Regions from separate parts of the Homo sapiens genome. Here region 2 is linked to region 1. Evidence: chromatin contacts called from ENCODE Hi-C or POLR2A ChIA-PET data. All regions are on one chromosome and are shown on one strand. The core of a region is the stretch at or near the end of the contact, and the rest is flanking DNA. Distances in the headings are between cores, read along the strand shown.

The links. A loop is a pair of places that touch in the nucleus more often than their neighbours do. ChIA-PET counts read pairs that join two places held with the same protein, here RNA polymerase II (POLR2A). Pooled maps may share reads with other maps.
Region 2: a pooled map shows a loop between it and region 1 (1.9-fold over the local background). The contact joins the enhancer-like site here to the promoter of SIN3B in region 1. A Hi-C loop is called at or near these places in 1 of 50 pooled maps. POLR2A ChIA-PET finds 5 or more read pairs at or near these places in 2 of 52 experiments (B cell and activated T-cell).

What each region holds. Positions count from the first base shown.
Region 1 is chr19:16,828,121-16,830,707 of GRCh38, reverse strand. It overlaps SIN3B (SIN3 transcription regulator family member B), which reads right to left and starts at 1,310. Exons shown (of 19, transcript NM_001297595.2): 1 at 1,168-1,310; 2 at 811-917. The coding sequence starts at 1,287. RefSeq lists a silencer at 1,163-1,342 and an enhancer at 1,083-1,584.
Region 2 is chr19:17,945,822-17,948,408 of GRCh38, reverse strand. No RefSeq gene overlaps it. Among named protein-coding and RNA genes, the nearest start is that of CCDC124, 14 kb to the right of the region's middle. RefSeq lists a silencer at 1-643. Within about 2 kb of position 1,273, at least 19 of the 41 ENCODE cell types and tissues checked have a DNase peak (open chromatin) inside an H3K27ac peak, as active enhancers do.

The sequences.
Region 1 (2,587 bases), core at 61-2,560:
GGGTCTCCCTTCTGGCTGCATTGCAGCCCAGCCCTTAGCACTGGGCTCCCGGAAGGAAACCAGGCCAGCCCCACCATGTTTCCTAAGAGGGGGCAGCAGTATGGTAAGCATGTGACTTCCAAGAATCTGAGTCAGAGGGTCTGAGTTCTAGTGACACCTCTGCCACTTAGGTGGGTCCCTTACCCACTCCAAACCTCAGTGAGTCTCCTATAAAAACAAGGGCATGATCCCAGGGTTTCCCATCTATCTGTAATCTTCCTTGATTCTGGGCCTGCAAAATCATCTCATGTGTTTTAAACGTTTTCTGTGTGCCAGCTCCCTTACTAAGCATTTTATGCGTCTTACTTCCAAGCAGGCCTGGGACCACAGTGAGCCCAGAGAAGCATCTTGAGGACAAGATTAAAGGGGAAGAGGGTGCCAAAAATTTCAATCATCAAGACAATAACATTTTACAGCGCTTGAAAATAAAAATCAAAATGGGTCCCACCAAATCTTTCATGAACAAAACTAATATAAAAATCAACATATTAAATCAAGGCAGGATTTGACTCTATGAGTGTGCACGGCCTCGCCCTCCCTGCCTCCCCCCAGATCCCTGTCCTGCTTCCAGGAATCCCCACAAAGCTCCACAAGGTGGGTACTACCCATTTCCATTTTTGTTACGAGAAGGAGCTAGGGCTCTGAGAGATTGGACAACCTGCGCAAGGTCACCCGGCTAAGGGGGCAGGCTGGAGAGGGGAGGTCTCACCCCGCTAGGCCCGATTCCGGCCCAGGGGGGTCCCCTGAGGTGGAGAGGGGCCCCGCTGGTACCTCTGGCTTTTGAACTCCTTCATGATCTCCAGGAAGCCGTTGTAGGTGGCAGGGTCGCTGCCAAAGCGGATCTTCACCTGGTCCAGATAGGTGAGGGCGTCTTCTACCTGCAGAGAGGGGGAGGGTCCCGGTGGGCCCTGGCCGCGGAACGAGGGGACGAGGGGCCGGGGTCCCTGAGGGGAAGGGGATGGGCTGGGCTTTCGGAGGGCCGAGGTGAGAGGTGAGGGGTGAGGGGTCCGGGGCAGTGCAGAGGGGAGGCCGAGGTGGGGCTGGGGCCGGGCGGGGCCTGGGTGAGGGGCGCCCGCCCGCGGGGTCCAGAAGATGGGTTCCCCGAGGGAGGGCGGGGACGCCACTCACGTGCACCGGCAGCTTCTCGTGGCCTGCGGAGCCCGAGCGACCCCAGCGGGCGCCGCTCAGCCCCCGGCCCGCGGGGCCGCCGGCACCGCTGCCACCGCTGCCACCGCCAGCGTGCGCCATGTCCGAAGTCGGAGCTGCGCCCCGCCCCGCCCCCGCCCGAGGTCCTGCCGCGCATGCGCAGCCTCCGCCTTTGGAGGCGGGGTTTGATGACGTTGAGGGGCGGTGCTCTTTGAGGGACTCTTCTGAAGACCTTCTCCTTAAGATTGGTATCATAATTAATGATTTATATAGCAGGGGTAGGCGAGCCAAGACCCGCCGCCTACTTTGTCCGGCCCCGCAAGCTCAGAATTATTTTTACATGTTTACATAGCCGGGGGAAAAATCCAAAGAAGAATAGTCTATGACCTGTGAAAAGTTTGTGAAATTCACATTTGAGGGTCCCTGAATAAAGTTTTATTAGCACACAGACACGCCCACGCGTTTACCTGGCTTCTCTGCCTGCTTTCGCCTTACAACAGAGTAGGTAGTTGCTAAAGATCCTACAGATCTGCAGACCCTGAAGTATTTACGATCTGGCCTTTTATGGAAAAAGTTTGTTGGCCCCTGCTTTATAGAGTTGACGGGACGATGAGGTATGAGCCCCCAGCGCCCTAATATAGGGCCTTGCGTGGTGAATTTTTGCTAAATGGCCTTTAAGTTAGTCCTACTCCTCCCATCTTCACTTCCCTATCCTTGGCCCCGTCACTTCCCATCTGGACCAGTTTAGGAGCCTCCTAACTCTGGTACTTTCTTTTTTTTTTTTTTTTTTTTTTTTTTTTTTTGAGACAGAGTCTCGCTCTGTCGCCCAGGCTGGAGTGCAGTGGCGCGATTTCCGCTCACTGCAAGCTCCGCCTCCCGAGTTCACACCATTCTCCTGCCTCAGCCTCCTGAGTAGCTGGGACTACAGGCGCCCGCCACTGCGCCCTGCTAATTTTTTGTACTTTTAGTGCCACCCCACCTGGCTCTAACTCTGGTACTTTCTCAGCCCTGATACTATCAAGAACTCTAGGCTGGGGATGGTGGCTCACGCCTGTAATCCCAGCACTTTGGGAGGCCGAGGCGGACGGATCACGAGGTCAGGAGATAGAGACCATCCTGGCTAACACGGTGCAACCCCGTCTCTACTAAAAATACAAAAAATTAGCCGGGCCTTGAAAAAAAGAAAAAGAAAATGAAAAAATTGGCTGGGCGCCGTGGCTCACGCCTGTAATCCCAGCACTTTGGGACGCCGAGGCGGGCAGATCACCTGAGGTCTGGAGTTGGAGATTAGCCTGACCAACATGGAGAAACCCCGTCTCTACTAAAAATACAAAATTAGCCGGGCTTTGTGGCGCATGCCTGTAATCCCAGCTACTCGGGAGGCTGAGGCAAGAGAATTGCT
Region 2 (2,587 bases), core at 24-2,523, 1.1 Mb before region 1:
GGTGCTCGAGGGGGAACCCCGGCTGCAGGCGCGGAGCCCCGCGCAGGCGCAGAGCCACCCGGCTTCCCCGAGGCCGCCGCCGCCCGCGCACTGCGGCCCGCGCGCCCGGTTGCTAAGGCAACGGCGGGGGCCGGAGTGGGAACCTCGGGAAGACCCCGCTCTCGCTCCCTCCCCCGCCACCTCCTCGGCAAACCCCACTCCGGTTTGAACCGGTTTCCCCGCCCCGCCCCCATGCGCACTGCGGCGGGTGAGGATTCCCCGGCCCTCAGGGTGGGTGGGTTGGGGGCGGGGGGCGGGGGGTGTCGGGTGGGGCCGACGCATGCGCGCTGGGCGCGGCATCCCCTCTTCTGCTGGCGCGCGACGGGAAAGCCCCGGCGCAAATGGCGAGCACCCCCGCGCAGGCGCAGTGAGCGACCGGCGGCCCCGCGGCCCCGCCCGGTCGTCCTGGCAACGCACGCGGGGCCGGCTGGGCGCGCACGGAACTCCCCTCTCACGCCCCCTCCCGCTCTCTGCGGCGGAGCTGGGGATTCCCTGCTGCCAGTGCGCACGCGCGAGCCTGGGATTCCGCGGGGGCGGGGGTGGGGGCGGGGCCGGGGCCGGGGCCGGGGCTAGGAGCCGAAGGGAGTAAGGGCCTTTCTGTAACAGGGAACAAACGTCATCACCTTGTCTTTGTGCCCGAGGGCTGACGACCACCCTCTCAGCTCCTGTCCTGAGTTTCATCCTCACTCTTGTCCACCAGTTGTCCCTCTGCAGGCGCCCGGAAGAGCCTGCCACGCGCCGCTCTGATCGGCTCTCTGCCCTGCTCATAACCCCACCGGGGCTCCCCATCGTCCTGGGGTGAAGCCCCACTCCTTTGCCTGGCGTCCGAGGCCCTGTGTGCCCAGTCGTGTCTGGCTGGCCCTCCCGTCGGCTTCTTCCCTCGGATCGATTACCATTGGTCCCCGACCTTCTCTCATCCCCAGCCAGAAAGACCCTAATATGGTCATGTGGGCCAAGCCCTTCCCCACGTACCCTTCCCAGGTACCATCTCCTTGATTCTCCAGATAGCCTGGGGTTGGGCGCGGTTTTTAGTCCTATTTTACCGGAGAAACTGAGGCTTAGATCATTCAGAACCTTGTCTAAGGTCTCAGAAGAGTCAGAGGTGGGATTCAAACCCAGGCCTCCATTTGTGGGGAGCTATATGGGCTATTCCATTCATTTCCTGGCTGACATCTTCAGCCCCAATTCTGGGCCCCAAAACTACCCCTGCTGCCTTCCTGGCGGCTCTGGGTGCTTCCCGGCTATGTGACACAGGCAGGTGACTTAGTTTTCTTTCTCTTTTCCTTTTTTTTTTTTTTTTTTTGAGACAGAGTTTTGCTCTCCTTGCCCAGGCTGGAGTGCGATGGTGTGGCCTCGGCTCACTCTGCCTCCCGGGTTCAAGCGACTCTCCTGCCTCAGCCTCCAGAGTAGCTGGGATCACAGACGCCCGCCACCACGCCCGGCTTTTTTTTTTAGATGGAATCTCTCTCTGTCGCCCAGGCTGGAGTACAGTGGCATGAACTCGGCTCACTGCAACCTCCGCCTCCCGGGTTCAAGCGATTCTCCTGCCTCAGGCTCCCGAGTAGCTGGGATTACAGGCATGCACCACCACGCCTGGCTAATTTTGTATTTTTAGTAGAGACGGGGTTTCTCCATGTTGGTCAGGCCGGTCTCGAACTCCCGACCTCAGGTGATCCACCCACCTGGGCCTCCCAAAGTGTTGGGATTACAGGCGTGAGCCACTGTGCCCAGCCTTAGTTTTCTTATATACAAAGACGATCAATATCTCATAGGGGCTGTCCCCAGGGCTCAGTGAGGGGCTGCTGCCACCTGTTTGGCCAAGGCCTGGCACCCAGTGGTGCCACTGCCTGTCTCCTCCCACGTGGGGGACTCTGCTCGTTGGTGCCCCCTGCAGGATGCAGGGGGCCTTACCTTCCTCTCCTTTCCCTAACCCTCACCAAAGGTCTCTCCCAGATATCCCACGTTTCCTACAGTCATTGTCTCAGGGTTGGTTCTTGGGGGACCTCCAAACTAAGCTAGTGTCCAACATATGTTGGTTAGTTTTTATGTTAACTTCAGCTGTACCCAGTTTATTTTTTAGAGACGGGGTCTCGCTCCGTCGCCCAGGCTGCAGTGCAGTGGCACAGTTATGGCTCACTGCAACCTCCTCACTGCAACCTCTAACTCAACCTCAAGGGATTCTCCCACCTCGGCCTCCAAAGAAGGTGGGACCACAGGCACATGCCATCACGCCCTAATTTTAAACTTTTTCTGTAGAGACAAAGTCTTGCTTTCTTGCCCAGGCTGGTCTCAAACTGCTGAATTCAAAAGATCCTTCCACTGTGGCCTCCCAAAGTCCTGCGATTATAGATAGGTGTGAGCCACCGTGCCTCACCTGTACCTAGTTATTCCTGGCACCTTTTACCCTCCGTTGAACAGGAAGCAGTGTGACTTCCAGACCTTTGCACATGTGATTTCTTCGACTTTTCTGTCCCTTGTCTGTGTGGAGAGCTCCTATGCATCCTGAAAGTCCCGTCCTCCATGATACATTCTATCTCCCACCTCTGGG